Linked DNA regions of Homo sapiens: regions 1, 2, 3, 5, 6 and 7 are each linked to region 4. Evidence: chromatin contacts called from ENCODE Hi-C or POLR2A ChIA-PET data. All regions are on one chromosome and are shown on one strand. The core of a region is the stretch at or near the end of the contact, and the rest is flanking DNA. Distances in the headings are between cores, read along the strand shown. Region 1 holds the start of CFAP276 (cilia and flagella associated protein 276). Region 2 holds the start of LRIF1 (ligand dependent nuclear receptor interacting factor 1). Region 3 holds the start of CD53 (CD53 molecule). Region 4 holds the start of STRIP1 (striatin interacting protein 1). Region 5 holds the start of SARS1 (seryl-tRNA synthetase 1). Region 6 holds the start of TMEM167B (transmembrane protein 167B). Region 7 has its middle 85 kb from the start of CD53.

Region 1 (2,700 bases), core at 170-2,669, 920 kb after region 4:
CGGCAGTAGCGGCTCAGGTGCTGCGGCTGCTGCTTCTGCTGGCAGAAGGCGGAAAAAAAGGGGAGGGAGGTACACAGGCGGAGGATGCAAGAGGCCAGGCTCGCTTCAGTCACCTCCCTGCGGCTACGCCAACACCGCCCATCCTTCCTCCTCCCTCTGTCCTCTCCTCCTACCCACGTCGCCTTGACAACCGCCTCCTCTCTGGCTCCGCGCGGGTGGGGCAGGGACCACGCGCGCCTCTGCAGCTCACCTGCGGGTCGCCATGGCAGCCGCCGCCGCTGGTGCGCGCGGCGTGGGCGCGGGAGAGCGCGCGCCCGGGGTGCGCAACCGGCCCAACAGGCAGGCCCGGGGCTCGTGTGAAGAACACAGTGGAAGCATCCTCCAAGCCAGCCAACAAATTTCCGTTTTCTACTGCCCTTTCGGGCCAGGGGTTATTTTATGAGCATCTCCGATGTTGCACACGTGGCGTGTGAACCGAGAGAAAGAAGATGGAGAGATCACCCTCCAGACGTCGTCGCCTGGAAGAGGCCCCAGTACGTGTTCCCTCCTACGAAGGCCACTCCTGGAGATCTTACATCCCGCCAAATCCATCCGTGCTTTTACAACCGGCTAGAAGAGAAGCCCTGACACTGTAGTTGATCCGAGTTTAAGCGAGGAGTTTGCCTTAGCCGCAATTTCCCAAGCGCCGCACGTGGGCCTCTCTCTCTCTCTCTCTCTCTCTCTCTCTCTCTCTCTCTCTCTCTCTCTCTTTCTCTCTCTCTCTCTCTCTCTCTGAGACAGGGTCTCACTCTCTCGCCCACACTGGAGTGCAGTGGCGCGATCTCGGCTAACTGCAACCTCCGCCTTCCGGGTTCAAGAGATTCTCCTGGATTAGCCTCCCGAGTAGCTGGGACTACGGGCGCGTGCCACCAAGCCCAGCTAATTTTTTTCCTACTTTTTGTAGAGACGGGGTTTCGCCATGTTGCCCAGACTGGTCTCGAACTCTTGGGCTTAAGCGATCCGCCCGCCTCCGCTTCCCAAAGTGCTGAGATTACAGGCGTGAACCACCGCGCCCGGCCCTCTTTGGTCTCTTGACATCCTCATTCTCTCATGGCTTTGAAAGCCTTTTGTTAGGTGCGAGGGAGAAGGAAATTTCTGGGTCATCTTTCAGGACTTCTTTCCTCAACTGAAGTCTTTTGCAGAAGTCCTGATGGTGAGCAGCCAGCACTTTTCCGCCGAGGCTCAGGAGTGCAATTCCAAGTCTCGGGCCCGCTCAGCGGAACGTTCCCTCTGCAGTCCCCGGAGCTTCCTCCCCAGGGGCCTCCCGTGGTCAGCCGCCAGGTGGCGCCCTCCTCTGAGGGAATTCCTCTGTCATAGATGGCTGGGCAGTTGCCTGGCAACCGAAACCAGCGCTCCAAACAATTGGGACCCGGGATCTTATGCCAGTGAGGCTGTGCTGCGGCTGAGCGGGCCTCCCATCCCTCTTAAAAGAGTTAGGCATTTAGCCATGCCTCCCACCCGGGACCCTTTCCAGCAGCCTACATTAGATAACGATGATTCCTACTTAGGAGAACTGCGGGCTTCCAAGGTACTGTGGTTTCTTGCGCAGATTCCCAGTAGGGTCGCCGGTAGTCTTCTTTCTGTCTGTGTGATGAGCAGAGATGGTAACATAAAGGACTCTGGTGAAGACACTCAGTCGGGTACCAGGGAAGTCTGTTTTCTGCCTGCCTCCCTATCTCCATATTCAAGTCGGCTAACGTTTCAGAGGCGTTTTTGAGCAGAGGAAAGTAGAGTTCTAGTCTAGAGGAACAAGGGGCTCTGGCAGCTCAAATCAATTGTGAGTATAAGTTATGGCAGTGCCCAGGTTCCTTCAAGCTACCCATTTCCCTATTTGGAAGACTGTTCTCTGAAGAGAAATGAGATATGGAGTGGGAGAGAATCCTCTGAAAGCCACCAGAGGTCATGCTTTACACATCTGTGTTCACACTGTCTCTGTCTTCTGGTTAACACCACAATATGTTTGTTATGTGTGTGTTTAGCATGATGGTGGACACTGATTTCGGAACTTAGATGATCTTTTTTCTGGTAGAAGTGATTGGGATATATGAAGTGGTGCACAATAAGATGAATTAAGTGGTGATTGTGGTCTAATAACAATATTGAGAGCCCCTTTTTATTTATTCAATACTTATTTACTATAAGCCAGACACTCTGCTAAACGCCAAGGATATATAAATAAATTAGATGTAGCTTCTGCTGTCAAGGAACTCTAGTAGTAAAGAGAGACCGACAATAGCAAAAATGCTTGCACAATAGCACATGTTGTGACAGAGTTGTGTGCAGGGTGCCGTGAGAACCAGGAACTTAAAGGAAAGCTTCACAGAGCAGATGCATTTTGATGTCCAAATATGAGTTAGGTAGGCCAGGTGAGGGAGTGGATAGAATGTGAGTTAGGAAGAAGGAAACAGGAACCAGATATGCAAGGCAAAGGAAGCAGCAGGTGCAAATACATGGAAAGGAGAGAGAGAATGGCTTATTTGGGGAACTGCAAATAGTCTAGAAGGGCTGGAGTGTAGGCGTGCAATGGAAGCACTCAGAAATCAGAGCTGGAGAGATGCCCTTGGTTGGCTGGGTGTGCTGTGTACACCATGCTAGCTAGCTATGGTTTCATCCTAGGGATGTGAGGAATCATTGTGGGATATTTTTTTTTTTTTGAGACAG
Region 2 (2,700 bases), core at 200-2,699, 930 kb before region 4:
ACTTTAATGGAAGGAAGTTATTTCTTTCTTTCTTTCTGAGATAGCACTGATAAAAGAAAACGTGTAGTGGGGGGAAGAGAAGCAAGTCATAAGTGTGGTTTTGAACATGTTTCATTTGAAGGGGCTTTTAAAATAGCAAAAAGGATATCTCAACAATTCACTTGAACATCCAGGTATAGATCTCAGAGAAATCAGAACTGGGAACATAAATTTATGAGTCACACGGCAGCATAATGCAGTAGTACATGGTGTGTTTAGCCAGACAACCTGGATTTGGAGCCTGGCTCCATCACTCACAAGCTCTATGACCTCTAAAAATTTGTTCACCCTCTCTGAGCATCAGTTACTTCATCTGCATATAATAATTATTTTATTAGCTGTTAGGAGTAAATTAATTTTGTAAAACACTTAAATCAGTGCCAAGGACATACATGTGTTTGGTGGTAAAATAATGGGTGGAGGTGGTAATTCAATCCAGGAGCATGAATAAAACCACGAATCGAGACAAGACAGTTTGAAAACATAAGAGAATCAGTGATCAAGCTGAAAGGAACTCCCTTGAAAAGGGAGATATCTTCAAAAGAGATTGAGAAGGTGTAGACAAAAAGGTAGGAGCAAAACCAGGAAAGTATATTGCCAATGGCGTCAAGATGAGGGACTAATTAATAGTGCTGCGAGGAAAAATTCTCAAATAGTGTGAGATAAAGAGCATCAACTGCAATGGACAGCTGAATAAATGATTTAATGAATACAATGGATGTTCTGATGCAACTCCCAGATCTCCCTTCAGAAATAAAGGTCTATATGACAATAAGTGATAGTTTCGATGAACGTAGGCTGGAGGAAAGAGTTAAGTAAGTCTAGAGGCAAAGCTTCAGGAAAGAGGAGTAAATGGGAAACCTTCAGAGAAGCAGCAACAATAATCGCTGGCCACAGGCAGGCGTTTTAAGTTTTCTCAGGCCAGAAGTGCATGACTCCAAAAAAGCGCGCCGATGTCTTTTAATGCACTGACGGGAGAGAAAAACGTACGCTAGCGGCGAGCACAGAAGCAGAAAATTTATGATTGACCCCGGAAACATTTTATTTTGCGTAGGTGTCGGGAGAGCTTTCTTTTGCGATTTGTTCCTTGATCCGGAAGAAAAGATAGCAAATATCACTTGCCATTGGATTGCATCATAAGGGTTGGGCTTTAGCGAGCCAGTCACCTTGGCAACCGGACGTGACGACCCCGGAAGACGCCCGACCGAGCTTTGCTCCAGCTATCGGCTTCAGTGGGCGGGGCGGCAGAGCCAGACTGACGCAGTCTTCAGCACTGACCAGGCTCTGTTGGGGGTGGTGCCACCAAGGCCACGCCCCCTGCGCCTGCTCCGGCGGAGTCTGGAGAGTTGTCGTAGGCTCTGAGGGCGGAGACTCACGCCGATTCTCTCTCAGCGTAGGGCTGTGAGGGCGCAGTCCACCGCCAGGAGCCTTCCGGTTTCTGCGCGGTGCGCGACCTCGTCCCGAAGCCTGGGGATACACCCTCTCGAGAGCCCGCTGTCGCCCTCCGTTAAGGTCGAACCCCTCACAGTTGCTGTGGGCAACTCCAGCCCAACATTCCCTCGCTCTGGTTCTCGCCCCATTGGGAAACTCGGCCCCACGCTTCCCACTTTTCTGGATGAGGTGTCCCCTTTCTCCCCACTAAAATGTCAAATAACCTACGGAGGGTCTTCCTGAAACCCGCAGAGGAAAATTCAGGCAACGCCTCGCGTTGGTAAGTACCGGTTTCGAATCCTCCCCACGGCTGCCCCTCTGTCCGTCTTAGGGATGTGGAGTCGGCCGTCGTTTCCGGACGCTGTGTAGTTGAGAGGAGTTGGAGCCCGCAGAGTGCGCCACCCAGGCGGGAAGCGCTTGTCTCCGCGGCGCTTAAAGCCCATAGAGCGCTTTCCTCTGGGAAATGTAAAACCTCTTTAGAGCCTGACACAGCGGCTCCGCGGGACCCCAGCGTCTCAAGTTTAATAGGCGGACCGAGTAGATCTCCACGGGAGATGAAAACCAAGATGGCCGACGCTCTTATGTGACTCAAACCTTCTGGAAGATTCTCACGCACACGCAGAAACGCAGCAGTCAGCACGGATTAGCAAGTGCAGCCCTGGTGGCGCTGGACCTTCAGTGAAAATAGATTTTAATAGTGAGACAGAAAGGGTGTGTGATTGAAGAAAAAGGGCTTTAGAATGAGGAGATCGAATATTTAAAATTTCAAGTAATAGTTTTATGTGAAGAGAGAGAAGTAAGACTGGAGAAATCCTCGTGTAAAGTCAGTCCTTTTGAACAGCCTTTTTGAAGTAGGGTGTAATGAAGTGCCATTTCATTGGCTATTTATATTTGGCATGAGGAGAGTCCAGTATTTCTAAGGAAGATATTCTTGTAAAGTTAGAAAATAGATGATCAGTAACTTAGTTTTTGGGTTTTTTTTTTTAAATTGTATTACAAGGAAATGAATTGGAAACAATGTTAGCTAAAGCAGAATATTTTCACTTGTACTCTCACATGGTTAGTAGATTAAGTGATGAGGAAAAAATAGGGTCTGCAGACTCTAATAAGAAAATGAAGAACTAAGATGCAAAACTCATGGAAGAGGATTTTCGTTTGAAGAAAATCAAGCTACCTGGGGTTAATCTCAACTTTGCTAGTTAGCATTTGTGAGGCCAGGTACCTGTTTCC
Region 3 (2,700 bases), core at 43-2,542, 840 kb before region 4:
GGACTGTTTGCTAGACAAATATTCTCCTTCTACCTTTTCATCTCCCTCCCCCACAATTCCCAAAGCACAGTGCCTGGCCTCAGGAGGCACCTACCACTTGATTATTAAGTGAATTTATTTAAAAGACTGCTTTTTATTTTTTAATACAAGGCTCAATAAACTCTGAGGTGTTTTGGGAATCCAGAGCCCTCTCCCCGTCCCCACCCCTCTTGGAAATCTAGAGCCCTCTGCCCTGTTCCCAATCCTCATACTTAGATGGGTGGGTGTAATCAAAGAGAACTTTCTCCTTTCTGCTCCAGGGCATAATCAAGTGAAATTCTCACAGGTCTTGGAAGAAGAAAGCTCTTACATAGAGTTTCCGATGGTGGTCACAGAGAGTCAGGACCGAAGCTCTGCTAACACTTTGCTGAGTCCATGCAACCTCAGTCATTAGTTACAGCACATGATTGGAAATTACTGCAGTATCAAGTTTTGGGGATTGCATTTTATACGTGCATTTCATGTGACATTTATCAGTGGTCATGTTTTGTACACCAAGGATAATTTGGGGAAATGCTGAGGATCCCAATGTGCTTCCTGCTCCTTAAAAGCCAACAATCTATGCATCCTTTAGAGATGTCTAGCTTTCACCTTTTAAAATACAGTTACTGAGCACATCCTGGTGTTTTGATTTTTAGCCACCTTTCTATTTAGTGGCTTTGAAGAACCACAGTGGGAGTCACTAAATTTACTTTTGAAATTTTCTCAAATGAAAAAGAACTGTGTCTTCTAGCTGTCTTTCTAAAGACAGCTCTGGCTGTGGGTTCTTTCCTCACTTTAAAATCACAAGACCAATTTTCTGAAGACCAGAGCACATAGGAAATCTCCCCAATGTCATCTCGCATAGAAAGCTCCAGGCATCAGGAATTACTACACAGAGTAATTCAAGCTCTGAAGCAATTAAGGCATGTGAATGCCTCGACTCAGAGATTTAGATAATGGGAACCTGATTAAGTAAAAGTATTTCTGGCCTGATTGCCTTTGGGGATGTTACTAGGATCTTGCTAATCTGTTTTACTTTGTGCACTAAATATTTGTGAAAGAGAAGTTGCCGGAGATTTTATGGTTACTAGAGAGGTATATGGAGACCCCTAAGAATACGCCCTACCCCACATTAGACAGCAAGCCAAGTTAAAACGTCATCAACCTTACCTTTTCCAGGCACCGTTCCTCAGTCCTTTCGGCAGAATTTAGTGATTATCCTTGAGGTGGCCGAGACAAGGCTGGTAACACAGATATCCGGGGCTATTTGTGTAAAAGGAGAAGTGAAGGGTGAAAAAATATGATCATGCTGTGACGACAGGAAGCCCAGATGAGAAGAAGGAGGAAGTGAGGCTGAGTCCGCCCTCTTTAGTCTCAGAGATTTAGTACTTTCCCAGTGGCTTTTTAGAAGCTTCCTCTCACAGCCCACCCTAAACTAGTTTTGTGAAACAAAAGAAAACTTCAAAACCAAGTTGGTTCAGGCACAGATCTGTGAGCAGTGGTGGATTCTAGGGTAATTTGGCAATGATTTTTGCTTAGAAAAGGACAGTGCTTCTCAATCAAGGTGGCATCTCAGAATTAACTGTGTATTTGTTCAAAAAGAAGTATGCCTGGCCCCACCACCAGTTTCCCATTCAGGTAGACAGACTGGAGGGGAACACAGGAACCAATATTTCTAAACATTTTCTAGGCCCGAGACTTTGGAATGTCTTTCTGAAGATTCTCTGCCCCCTCCTCATACTCCCTCTGTCTGGCTTCAGCCAGTCTCTAGACTTGAATTGGACACCATTTGCAGACTTCTCTGTCTCGAGAGCAAGACTGTCTTAAGGTGAGTCCCCAAGGCATAATCCCAGGGGCACTGGTAGAAATGATTTGGTTAGTACAGGAAACACCACATTTGGAGCCAAAGATCTGAGTTTCAGTTCCAGCTTTATCTCTTTTAGCTGTGAGATCTTGAGCAAGTCTCAATCTGTCAGCCTCAGTTTATTAATGGTAACACCTAATAATAATCCTACTGGTTACTGTTACATCCTTATTTATATACAAGAAAACAGGCGCTCAAAGAGGTTAGAAAATTTGCCCAAGCTCATACAACTAAGACATGTCAGAGGTAGGATTAAAATTCAAGGTCACAGAGAAGGCCTTTTGAGAAACACTGTGATCAATATATTTTGAAAAATGTGTTTCTGGTTTCACTATGCTGCATCACTGGAATTTTCTTAGATTGGGTCAAAGGAGTATGTGACAACCCAAATGTATCACTAGCTAACTATGAAACTTGGAAGCAATCACTGGGCCCCAATGTTTTCATCTTATAAATGAACAGATAGATGCACTCTGCGGTGCTGACTTGCGGGCATGCCTCTGGGAAAGCTAGCTGTCTCCCGCTTCCTTCACCCTGAGACATTCAGATCCAGAGTAATCTCCAGCCAGGGCTGTCTTGTGGGGAAAACTGAATTAAATGAAGGTAAAAAGGTCTTTACTGCAGAACTTGTCAGTCCTTAATATTCTCTAAGCAGGGGAAATAATATATAGATTTCTCCAAACTTATCTGAGCATGGAACTGTGTGGTGTGTGTGTGTGTGTGTGTGTGTGTGTGTGTGTAGTTTCTCTTGGGGAACAATTTTTCAGTGTAACTACACTTTAGGGAATGCTATTAAAAAGTCTCTGCACCTCGGC
Region 4 (2,700 bases), core at 194-2,693:
TGATAACTCCTCTCATGATGAAGGTAGGTTCACCCCCCTGCACTTTCGTAATCTTCCACTTGAAAAACTGAGTAGTTAACACTGATGTCCGTCATCCCACCATGCCAGGGCTCCTAAATGGTCAGTGTTTTTGTTTTTTTCAAATAATTCACTCCAAGCTCAAATTACGTCTACTTCGGGCTTGCCAATTGTTGACATGTTTTCTCAGGGGTTTAGCCTTGCTAACAAAAAATAAAAGCTTCTGAGGAACTGATTCCACAGGTCTAAAGGTAGTATCATTGCTCTTTGGTATGAATTGGTACATTATGCTTGGACAACTAGGAATTCCCTCTCATTAACTTGGCTGATCAGTTTGGCTGCTGATCAATCTAGGAGATGGCATAGTAAGTGCTCTGGGAACCTGCTCATTAAGAAGCCCTAAAACTCCGCGACATGAGTATCTTCATTCATGAATTCTGCAAAAGGAGGCAGTGGGAGGAATTCCTTAACTTGGGGTGAGGTTACTAGTCAGTTCCAGACTATGCCATCTCCAGAACGGCAGGAACGGCTCACTAGCGAGACAGGAAGGAATGTTGGGTCCTAACGCATGCTTAAAATGTCTATTTCTCATCTTTAACAGTTCAGTATCAGGCGCACTGGGCACAATAGCCCACCACAGGTACTGTTAACCCATGGCCTGATCTGGCTCAGGTCAGAAGAACAGGACATGTTTCCCCCTCCTACTCTACTCTCAATGATAATTAGCTCGGTCCGGCTCTAAGTTCCTTCCAGATCCTCGCCGGCGCCTTCCCTGCCCACACGCGCCTTCCTCTGCGAGCGGCAGGACCCAGGAGCTGGAGCCCGCGTGCCAGGGACAGACGCCCGAGATGATTAGGTTGGGGGCGCGGCAGCCCAGCGCCCTGGAGTGCACCAAGACCCCCGACTCCTCACCCCCGAGCTGGGGCGAGAGCGGCTTCCCCAGGGGCTAGGGCCTCGAGGCCACGCCCACAGTCGGGGCCCAGGGGAGCAAACCAGCAGTCGCCGGCCACGGGAAGCTCTCCCGGGCGGCGGAGCTAGAGCAAGGACTCATGCTCCAGACCCCAGGAGCTGCCAGCCTCGCTTCCTGCTCCTTTCGCTGTATAGTGACAGTTCTCGGCCGGACTCTACCGAGCCCTCCGGGAAGCCCAACCTGGCCCCTAGAGTGGCCCCGGGCCCGGGACCCCCGGCGCCGCCCGACCCGGTGCGAGCCTCGCCCCCCGAAGCTCCTGACCTCTGAGTCTTTGCGCTGGTTGCGGTTGAACTCGCGGGCTTTGCCCCCAGGCAGGAGGCCCGCGGCGGCCCGCGGTGCCCCGGGTGGTGGCTGTGCGGCTGCCGGCGGCGGAGGTGGCGGGGGCTGGGGCTGTTTGTTGTTCACGATCAGTGGGCCCGGACCGCCGACTGCCGGCTCCATCTTGGCTGCTCCACACCCCCAGCTTAACTCGCGCACAGCCGCCGTGATGCAACTCTCGCGTGATTTTCTCCAGGAAATTTCCCTGGCCGCCATATTAAGTGTGGCGGCCAGTGTTAGAAGCCATCTTGGCTGACCAATACCTCGCGATATTCTGTCTGCAGTCCTTCCCTTGTTGATCTTTTTAGTTTTCCACCTTCCTTTCAGTTTCAGTTTAGATGTAATTTTATCTGTGAGGCTTCCCTTAGCTTCTTCAGTCAGTTTAGTTACCCCTCCTTCCTCTAAATCGCTTTGCACTTATAACTCATAGCCTTGTTCAAGGCTTAGGCGGAATTTTGTAATGAACAAAATGGATAGGATCCTAGTCTTCACAGAGTTACCGTTGTGACAAGTGCTTGTCATTCATTCATTCAACAAACATTTAATAAATGTCTCCTGTGCACCAAGCAGTGGGATAAAATGAGGAACAAGTGTCTGCAGTCACGGTACATAACAGTGCTTGGTGGGTCAGACAAACAATAGACAAATATAGAGAAATAAATGCTGAAAAGTGTTAAAGGAAAATTTGTTCATGGCACTAATTAAAGATGGTAAGGCAGACTTTATGTAAGAGAGCCCATGGTGATAGTTACAGGGACCACTACAACCAGATCTTGCAGTGAAGAAGAGGAATTAGACTCAACTCTGACTCCAACAAGATATAGTGGGGATTTATAACCAAAGAGCAGGATGAGGGTCAGTGGACGGAAAACTACTAAGAGAAACATCAAGGATAAGAAGTTTCTTGCTAAACTGACCTAACAGGATTATTGCTGAAAGCAGGACAGGGTGCTAAGATGTTGAGGGTGGTCAGATACCGAGTGCTATGGTTTGACTGTGTCCCCCAAATTCCATACGTTGGAAACTCAATCCTAAAGTTCATATGTTGATGGTATTTGGAGGTGGAGCCTTGAGGGGGTGATTAGGATTAGATAAAATCGTCAGGGTAGGGCCCCTGTGATGGGACTGGTGGCTTTATAAGAAGAGGAAGAGTGATCTGAGCTGGCACACATGCTCTTGCTTTCTCACCGTGAGAGGCTCTCTACCATGCAGTTTAAGAAAGCCCTCACCAAATGCAACCCCTCGACTTTGGGCTCCCCAGACTCCAGAACTGCAAAAAATAACTTTCTTTCCTTTATGAATTACCCAGTGTTTTGTATTCTGTTATAGCAACAAAAAATGGATTAAGACGCCAAGAGTGGAGAGTCCCTGCACAAACTGGATTCAACAAGGAC
Region 5 (2,700 bases), core at 142-2,641, 820 kb after region 4:
TTCAGTAGAACAGTGCTCAGGCTAGTTTTATCCTAAACAAAAAATGTGGCAAAATTAAATTCCATTGCAACTCGAAACTTCAGGTCAAGTGTGGAATCTCACAATCAAACAAACTACTACAATAGAGGGCCTAAGACATAGAATCAGCACAAAACTCAAGTTAAACAAATATTCTTTTGACATCCAAGATCCTTATAAACAGGAGAAAATCAATTTTCCTAATAGAAATCCATCACACTCTTGGATAGTGGCTGCCTTTGCAGTGTACTGTCATCGACCTAGCTCCCAGATGGTTGCAGACCTATTGCATCAGACAAATCAAATCACAAGTACTTGACAGCATCCGCCCAACCAGCGACCACTCCAGTTAATACAGGCAGAGATTTATGGGCAGATGGTTCTATGGTTTTATTCGGCTTCATGATAGATGCCCGATATGACTCCAAGATCCGGCAGTTCCAGGTTCTAGCCCAACTCTGCCAATGTCTTTAAAGGAAAACGTCCACAAATCACAATTAAACAGCTTCAGTCATTACAATCTTTTGCTCGCCTCCTCACTCCCCTCGCGTTTGATCTACCACGGAAAAGACTTTTCTAATTCTTAAAGGTATGCCCATAGGTCGGGGGATGGCCTTCCGAAAAGCTTCAGGGTCATTTATTTTGGCCAAGAGCGGCCTCCAACGCCCCGAAATGCTTCCGATACCGAAGGAATGAATCTACTGTGTTGCAGAAGTGACGCAGTCTCAGGAGAAGCCTTTGATCCTATCAAAACAAAGGAAAACCACTCTGGCCTTGCTGAAGATGAGAAAAAGACTGGGGGGGACCAAAGATTCGTGTTAGGAAAGCCGCGTAGACCCCACAACCTCCCGCCCCGGCATGTTCTGGCAACCCCTGGGGCAGGAAGGCTTGACAGCTCCCGATGCGCGTGCGTACGCACACTGGCAGCGAACGGCACTGAGCACGCGTGGAAGGGACCTCGCTCCGCCCGGGTGGAGGAGAAAGTGGGATGACCCCGGCGACCAGGCTGTGTTTTCGGGGATGGGGAGAACCTCGGAGCCACCGCACCCTGGGAGGGGGTCTGACGAAGGGTGGAAGCTGTGGCCTCAGGAGCGGTGGCTGGATTTGAGAGAGAAAATTGGGTTTAGCATCAAGGAGGTAACCCGCCCGTCCCGGTACTTACATCGTCGCCACTCGCTGTCTGCCTTCACCAGCTGGTCCACTAGTCCCGGGTCCTTGAAGCGCTTCTCCTGCGTCTCTCGGATGAGGGCTGGGTCCCCTCCTTTATCCACCCGAAACAAATCCAGATCCAGCACCATCTTCTTTCCTCCCGGGCCAACGCTCAGGGAAGCAAGGATCGCGCCGCAGCACTCAGCCTGTGACCGCCGCACTGCGCCGGCGCGCTGACCCGCCCTTCCTGCGCAGGCGCAGCTGGAGCCCGCAGGCGACCCTCCCCGCGACCGGAAGCGGCTGGTTGGAGGCGGGGCCGCGGAGGGAGGGGAGGGGAGAGTGGGTGGGCGTGGGACTATACCTCTGGTTCCTGCTCCCCAGCTCTGCTACAGTCTGCAGGAACTGTGATCGCCACATAAAAGTGTGAATGCCTCAGTTTCCTACTCCTGTCTCAGGCTAGGCAGAGGCCTGTCCCCTCATCCCTAGCTTAGAGGCCGGGGCCTTCACCAGGTGCCCGTTTTCCTCTCACTAGGTTGGGTTCTTCCACTGGGCTCTTTCCCTGAACCTCGGCCGTCTTCTCCATCTTGATACAAGAGGATGGCATATTTAGTCCCAGGGCTACCTCAGCTTAAGATTCCTGCTCTCGTGCCTTAGAAATGGTATACCTTTATTAATCTGATTATTGGATAAACCAAATTGTCACTTTACCAACTCTTAAGAGCACAGCTTTGGGAAAGTGCGGTTGTCTTTTAGAGAGAGACGAGAGAAAACTTTTCCAAAGGGACATTAAGCAGATTTGAACGCCGTATAAGGTGTTGAGGTCATGTCTTGGGTCAATTTGAAAGCGTCTTGAAGAACGGTTTGTATCATACTTTGATTTTATAATGTTCAGACCTTTAAATGAAATATTCTAGTTGCCGAGTGAAGCCAAAGTTATCAAAGAATCTCCCTGATAACAAGAGATTATTTGAAGGATTTGGGAACAGGTGATCTCCTCCCCCACCCCCACCCCCAATCCTTCCACTCTGCAGAAACTTTAAAGCCTCACTTCCAATGCCTTCTCGAAGCTAGATGTGCTAAGACCTTCTTGATCTTATACCGCCGTCATGGACTCCTGAGATGAGGGTGTGACATAGCTAACTATCATATTATTTATTTATAATATGAAATATATTTGGGCTTTGTCCCTGGTTCCTGACACAGCCCCTAAAACCCTTGAATTTCCTGGGTTATACGTAATGGGTCTCTTTGATAACACCTGAGTTTATAATAAGGAGGTGATTTAGGATGGGGGCCCTAGATAACCTTAGGATGGGGCCAGTCACCAGAGAGACCAAGTGATTGGAGGATTGGAACTTTCATCCCCACCCTTCAACCTCCAGGAAAGGGGGAGGGGAGGAGCTGGACATCAAACTCTATAAACGCTCGAACAACAAGAGTTGATGAGCTTCAGGGTTGTTGAACATGTGGAGATGCCAGGAGGGTGTCTTGCCCAGAAAGGTTATGGAAGCTCTGCACCCCTGACACCTTGCC
Region 6 (2,700 bases), core at 21-2,520, 940 kb after region 4:
GAATGACTAAAATTTATTCAGCAACTACCGTGTCAAACTGCTGTCTTACTTCCTGGTTCAGATTCTGTCTTCCTCTGGGTAAATTCCCTTTTCTTACTGTGCCTAGTATCCTGAGACCTCTGACTTCCCAGGAAGCTCCAAATGAATATTATATATAACCAGTGTCTGCCAGTTCTAGATCACACTACCTCTCTTCCTCCAGTAAAACTGTCTCACAGCTAAGCTGTCACTAAGAAAGGGTCCAGCAAATTAATACATACACTAAGGTTTTCTGAGGAACTATACCTTCACGTGCTACCCCTTTTCTCTCATAAGTTTCTGCAGACAATGCCAAAATTCACAAGGAGGTTAAATTCGAGTCTTCAGTGCCAGGTCTATGGACAAAGTACTTTTGAGAAATGCTTTCCGGAGCCCCTCAAATCATCGTAATGCCTAAAAGGCTTTCTCTTCTCCTTTCCTGTAAGGTTGACACTAAAAATCATGAAGGCCCTCCTTCCTGTCCTCCTCTGGAATTCAGAATTCATAAAGTGTTTGAAGAGGCCTGGAAAATTAGGTCAGATAAACTGCCTCATCATCTAGAAGAGGCAGTGTCTAAATCCACCCTTTGCAACACTAGTCAGGGTCTCCACGTGGGATCACCCCGCCAGGACTTTAAAATCAGAAATCTTTCCGGTATTTTTCCGTAAGAAGAAGCTTTTGTGGGGTCTACATTCACCAGCAACCCCAAAAGTGTGGGACTTGATATTCTATGTCATTTATTGGCCCTCTCAACAAAACTACGGTCCGAAAGCATGAGAACGCAGGGAGCTGGGAGGAGGAGCCTCTCTCTTCCCCGGGTTTAAATAGCAGTAGTACCTCTGGGACTGACCTCTCCAAGGGCCAGAAAGAACTAAGAAAAAGAAAAGGGAAAGCAAAGCATAGGGATAGATAACTCGAGGTGTGAGCATAAGAGGCACTGGGGGTCCTAGATGAATATGGGAAGGGGGAACCCGTAGAGGAGTATAGGGGTACAGAAGTTAGGGGCGTCGAGAGGCCAAGGGGGGCCGGGCTGGGAGGGGGCGGGGAGAACGGCCACGTCAGTCCCGGCCCCGCCCGCCACGTTTTCCCTTCGTCCTTCACTCCCACCCTCCGCTCAGGGCATCAGTTCTCACCGTTCGTCATGGCGGCTGGCCCTGGACCTGGGTAGGGGGTCCGGGTTCAGTGGTAATAGCGGCGGAGATGGGGGAGCGCCCGCTTGACACTTCCCGATCCGGGCCGAGGTGACTGGAAGAAGCCGTAGTACGCAGGAGCAAGGGCCGAGAGGCGAGCGCCGAACGCTATCAGGAGTGGCTAGCCGATTGTCGAGCTCGGGAAACTGCGTGTTTACGTAGGGTAAGAAGAACGCTATCTCGAAGGCTTCGTACTTGGCCGTGGTAACTAAGTCTTTTCTGCGTGCCCCTGCGGGCGTAGGGCTGGGGCTGGCCCGCGTCAGTGTGTTTGAAAAGGTAAAGGCTTGTAGTTTTGTAGTTTATTTTGCGCCGTGGCGGCTGCTGTGTGTAAGCAGCAGCCTACCTATGAGGTTTTCATCGTCCTGGGCTTCCACTTGAGAGAACTCCAGCACCGCGGGTGAAGAAGCCGCACCTGCGGCCTCCGTGACTGCCCTTGAGCTGCTCTTCCTTACTCCGGATGGAAATCTAGTCAGACTGCGTCTGAACGTTGCAAATGAAATGAGGAACCTTGTAACAAAAACAAGTCGCGGCCGGGCGCGGTGGTTCACGCCTGTAATCCCAGCACTTTGGGAGGCCGAGCCAGGCGGATCACCTGAGGTCGGAGTTCGAGACCAGCCTGACCAACAAGGAGAAACCCCGTCTCTACTAAACATACAAAATTAGCCGGGCGCGGTGGCTCATGCCTGTAATCTAAGCACTTTAGGAGGCCGAGGCAGGCGGATCACCTGAGATCGTAGTTCGAGACCAGCCTGACCAACATGGAGAAACCCCGTCTCTACTACAAATACAAAATTAGCCGGGCATGGTGGCTCATGCCTGTAATGTAATCCCAGCTACTCGGGAGGCCGAGGCAGGAGAATCGCTTGAACCTGGGAGGCGGAGGTTGCGGTGAGCCGAGATCGCGCCATTGCACTCCAGCCTGGGCAACAAGAGCGGAAACTCCGTCTCAAAAACAACAACAACAACAACAACAACAACAAAAACCAAGTCGCATCTTTCAGATCCTAAAGCACCACGTCGTCGGAAAACATTCAAAGGGTTGCCCGTTTGCTTGTGTGAATTTTTCTTTTCCTTAAACTATCAGGAGAATCTCGATTCTCCTGCATTTAATTAATGCTGGGATCACTTCAGCCACTTTAACCAGAAATCGGCGATATCTAGACACCGCTTCTCTGAGGACACTTTGACAACGTGACAAAAGACATTGCCAGTCTAATGATGGGGGTGGGGTGGAGGAGACAAAAGTACAGATTCAGATTTGCATACTGAAATCCTTAATTGCACACAACTCGGCCCGCTTTATTAGAGTTCGGGCGGAAGTGCGACACCGAGTCCTCCAAGGCTAACTGGAGGGTTAAATTATACGGTTACTAATCCGCCGTGCTTGTCAAGGGCCTAAAGGGACTCTGCCCCTTTCTGCTGCAGTGCCATCTGCTGGCTGCAGCCTGCTTGGTTACCCAGAGGGAAAACTGCCAAAGCATCCTCTGGAAGC
Region 7 (2,700 bases), core at 161-2,660, 750 kb before region 4:
CGTAATGATGATTATCATTTTTCACTTCCAGATATAGGAGTCCCTTGAGTATGTCTCATAAGATCAGTCTGGTGGTAATGAATTTCCTTTGTTTTTGCTTGTCTGGGAAAGACTTTATTTCTTTTTCCTTTTTTTTCTTTTTTTGAGATGAGGTCTCGCTATGTTGTTTAGGCTGATCTGAACTCCTAGGCTCAATCAATCTTCCCAACTCATCCTCCTGAGTAGTTGAGACTGCAGGCATATGTCACCAAATCTGGCTCTCCCTTATTTCTGAAGAATAGCTTTACTGGGTATAGTATTCTTGGCTGCCTTTTTTTTCTTCTTTCAGTACTTTGAATATGTCATTCCATTCTCTCCTGGCCTGTAAGATTTCTGAGGATAAATCTGCTGTTAGTCTAATGGGGATTCTTTATACGTGACTTGATGTTTTCTTTTGTTATTTTTAAAATTCTTTCTTTGTGGGTGCTTGAAGTCCTCCTACTTTCAATTTTCCCACAGAGTCTCATGAACTTATTGTGGCATCTGGGTCTTGAGGTGCAGGTTCACTGTTTATGGCAGGGTTGGATGTAATTTGCCTGCAGAGCCAGGATCTGTGACTCTGAGGAAACCCCTAGAAGCTTGGACCCAGAGAGTTTGGTTTTAGCTGTGAGTCTACCCCTGTGTGGAGGGTATATCCAACTCCAGGGAAGAAAAGGAGCTCTGGAGTTTAGGGTACAGAGAGCAAGGTATATCTGCAATTTGGGAACCTGGTCCAATGGAGCTCAGTGGAAACTTGGGTCCCTGGGGATGAGACAACATGTAGTGGTGACTCCGGGATGGCGGACTCAGTAGTATCCCAGACTCTGTGAGGCTAGGTGCAGCAGCAAGTTTTCATAGTGGTCAAACACATCTGTCGTTTGGGCCCTGGGGGTCAGGGGAGCAGCACAGTGACGATTGCATTCCCTGGAGAGAGGGCTTTCTTGGCAGCTCAGACTCCAGGAGACTAGTCTAATGCCAGGAAAGCAAGGTATTAGAGTAGGTTAGCCTGTAGGGTAGAGTGTCTCAGCTCAGTCACTGCCATGTTTCCCTGGAACATGGGGTACTACGTCAGCTCAGCCCTGAGCTGCTCAGGTTCCAGGGCACCAATTCCCCAGGGGTTTGTGTGCCACTTCAGCTCAGGCTCAGGCATAGAGGGTGGCTGTTCTGGGCTGCCAGGCACTATTTCCCTGAGACGTGGGGCTCTGCCAAGGCACTGTTTCCTCAAGAGGCAGCACATAGTTTCAGTTCAGGACCTTAGGGGCAGGGCACAGCCATAACCGAGAGAAGTAGATGGGGCTATTCTGCTAAAGCACTGTTTTCTTAGGAGGAAGTGTGCAGCTTCAGCTCCAGCTGAAGGGGGAGAGAGGAGGTGTAGGTGGTGCTGTTCAGCCCCATGGGCAAAGGTGTAACAGTTCCTTGAAGCTTGGCTTTGGGATGTTAGGCCACTGGGCAGGGATGGATCAAAGGTGGTTTAGCCTCAGGGATGGACAAGAGCCATGGCTACTCTCCCTTGGAGCAAGACACTCCAGCAGTAGTTCCAGTTCCGAAATGGGGTAAGACAGTAGCTATGCAGGCCACAGGGGATGGGGCCTAGTGGCAGCTCCTTCTCTGGGGGGAACACAGATTTGCAGACTCCAGGCAGCTCCCTCAGCTGGACTTAGTGCATGTGAGGACTTCAGGGGGACCCCAGTGATGAGAAGTGTAGGTGTCCAAAGAGTTGATGGCAGTTACTGGGATCCTCTTGTCTACCTTTGCACCATAAAAAGAGGTTCCTCCTGGTTTCTAGCTGATTCTGGTTGGGAGGTGGGGTGGTGAAGACCAGGTGTTTCCTTTTGCTCTCTGTGTGGTCAACCTCAGTTTCCGTGTTCACTGGGGTTTCTATTACTCCTTTGCCATACTCAGCCACTCTTCTTTAGTTGTTTTTATTAAAACATGATTGTTTGTGTGTTATTTGGCTATCTTTGTTGGAAAAATGAGCGCTAGAAGCTTTTAGTTGGCCATCCTGCTGACATCATTCTCCTCCAATTCTCTCTTGATCAGTCTACAAACCCATCTATTTAATTCTAAATTTGATTAGCTATATTTTTCATTTCTAAAATTTAGATTTGTTTCTTTTTCGATTTACTGACTCCTTTCCTACAATGTCCTCCTCTTGCTTTGTGAAGTTACCTTTCTCTTTCTCTTTGAGCTTATCTGACTTAAAGACTCTCCTTTTTTATTTTCTACTAACTGCAGCTGTTTGTATGTGCACTCTACCACTCCCTCTCTAATCAGTTTGTTTCCTTATGTGACTTGCAATATTTTTAAATCATGAGCTCCTCTTGAAAGAGAGTTGTTTTCCATGGAAGACCCTCAGGTCCTGGTACCTGGGAACAATCTTGTGGGGCAGTTTCAAATTCCTTTGCTGCGATTCTGTGAATTTCACTGGTTCCAGAGGAATTTTACAATGTATCTTGACTCTAGATTTCTATACTTGTGTGGTGTGCAATTTAGAGATCATGTATGCTGAACCAGCTTGAGGGGTTAATTTCCTTGCATTAATTTTTTCTATCTTCTCATGAGCCTATCAAGCTGCTTTGTGGTATCTCTGAGCTGTGAAACAGAGGAATTTCATAGTTTCCTTCATAAACCAGTAACTTCCAACTGTATATGGCTGGTTCATTTCCAGCTCTTTAACATGCA

Evidence for each region. Hi-C counts contacts between places; a loop is a spot of excess contacts on that map. ChIA-PET counts read pairs that join two places held with the same protein, here RNA polymerase II (POLR2A). Pooled maps may share reads with other maps.
Region 1: a loop to region 4 is called in a pooled map, with 3 times the contacts of the local background. The contact joins the promoter of CFAP276 here to the promoter of STRIP1 in region 4. A Hi-C loop is called at or near these places in 5 of 50 pooled maps. POLR2A ChIA-PET finds 5 or more read pairs at or near these places in 5 of 52 experiments (A549, CD4-positive, alpha-beta T cell, CD4-positive, alpha-beta memory T cell and 2 more).
Region 2: a map of CD4-positive, alpha-beta T cell shows a loop between it and region 4 (14-fold over the local background). The contact joins the promoter of LRIF1 here to the promoter of STRIP1 in region 4. A Hi-C loop is called at or near these places in 4 of 168 maps with a recorded cell type or tissue (B cell, CD4-positive, alpha-beta T cell, CD4-positive, alpha-beta memory T cell and 1 more) and 11 of 50 pooled maps.
Region 3: a map of CD4-positive, alpha-beta memory T cell shows a loop between it and region 4 (18-fold over the local background). The contact joins the promoter of CD53 here to the promoter of STRIP1 in region 4. A Hi-C loop is called at or near these places in 1 of 168 maps with a recorded cell type or tissue (CD4-positive, alpha-beta memory T cell), 2 of 37 single-sample maps with no recorded cell type and 9 of 50 pooled maps. POLR2A ChIA-PET finds 5 or more read pairs at or near these places in 1 of 52 experiments (activated B cell).
Region 5: a map of CD8-positive, alpha-beta T cell shows a loop between it and region 4 (5-fold over the local background). The contact joins the promoter of SARS1 here to the promoter of STRIP1 in region 4. A Hi-C loop is called at or near these places in 1 of 168 maps with a recorded cell type or tissue (CD8-positive, alpha-beta T cell) and 8 of 50 pooled maps. POLR2A ChIA-PET finds 5 or more read pairs at or near these places in 2 of 52 experiments (BJ and CD4-positive, alpha-beta memory T cell).
Region 6: a map of endothelial cell of umbilical vein shows a loop between it and region 4 (5-fold over the local background). The contact joins the promoter of TMEM167B here to the promoter of STRIP1 in region 4. A Hi-C loop is called at or near these places in 2 of 168 maps with a recorded cell type or tissue (CD8-positive, alpha-beta T cell and endothelial cell of umbilical vein), 1 of 37 single-sample maps with no recorded cell type and 9 of 50 pooled maps. POLR2A ChIA-PET finds 5 or more read pairs at or near these places in 5 of 52 experiments (A549, CD4-positive, alpha-beta T cell, CD4-positive, alpha-beta memory T cell and 2 more).
Region 7: a pooled map shows a loop between it and region 4 (4-fold over the local background). The contact joins the enhancer-like site here to the promoter of STRIP1 in region 4. A Hi-C loop is called at or near these places in 1 of 50 pooled maps. POLR2A ChIA-PET finds 5 or more read pairs at or near these places in 2 of 52 experiments (PC-9 and T-cell).

What each region holds. Positions count from the first base shown.
Region 1 is chr1:109,111,466-109,114,165 of GRCh38, reverse strand. It overlaps CFAP276 (cilia and flagella associated protein 276), which reads left to right and starts at 1,419. Exons shown (of 5, transcript NM_001245025.3): 1 at 1,419-1,567. The coding sequence starts at 1,487. ELAPOR1 (endosome-lysosome associated apoptosis and autophagy regulator 1) reads right to left here and starts at 51. Exons shown (of 22, transcript NM_020775.5): 1 at 1-51. RefSeq lists a silencer at 230-299.
Region 2 is chr1:110,962,671-110,965,370 of GRCh38, reverse strand. It overlaps LRIF1 (ligand dependent nuclear receptor interacting factor 1), which reads left to right and starts at 1,449. Exons shown (of 4, transcript NM_018372.4): 1 at 1,449-1,750. The coding sequence starts at 1,683. RefSeq lists enhancers at 1,581-1,790, 1,325-1,861.
Region 3 is chr1:110,871,740-110,874,439 of GRCh38, reverse strand. It overlaps CD53 (CD53 molecule), which reads right to left and starts at 1,292. Exons shown (of 8, transcript NM_000560.4): 1 at 1,192-1,292. RefSeq lists enhancers at 1,332-1,441, 2,042-2,091.
Region 4 is chr1:110,033,367-110,036,066 of GRCh38, reverse strand. It overlaps STRIP1 (striatin interacting protein 1), which reads right to left and starts at 1,443. Exons shown (of 21, transcript NM_033088.4): 1 at 1,250-1,443. The coding sequence starts at 1,429. It overlaps LOC105378895 (a long non-coding RNA gene), which reads left to right and starts at 628. Exons shown (of 3, transcript XR_947693.3): 1 at 628-658; 2 at 2,636-2,700. RefSeq lists silencers at 849-918, 1,159-1,378 and an enhancer at 1,379-1,768.
Region 5 is chr1:109,212,609-109,215,308 of GRCh38, reverse strand. SARS1 (seryl-tRNA synthetase 1) reads right to left here and starts at 1,391. Exons shown (of 11, transcript NM_006513.4): 1 at 1,181-1,391. The coding sequence starts at 1,316. RefSeq lists an enhancer at 968-1,327 and a silencer at 1,378-1,597.
Region 6 is chr1:109,089,334-109,092,033 of GRCh38, reverse strand. It overlaps TMEM167B (transmembrane protein 167B), which reads right to left and starts at 1,270. Exons shown (of 3, transcript NM_020141.4): 1 at 1,152-1,270. The coding sequence starts at 1,161. RefSeq lists an enhancer at 1,437-1,636.
Region 7 is chr1:110,786,506-110,789,205 of GRCh38, reverse strand. No RefSeq gene overlaps it. Among named protein-coding and RNA genes, the nearest start is that of CD53, 85 kb to the left of the region's middle. RefSeq lists an enhancer at 1,313-1,652. Within about 2 kb of position 1,410, at least 7 of the 41 ENCODE cell types and tissues checked have a DNase peak (open chromatin) inside an H3K27ac peak, as active enhancers do.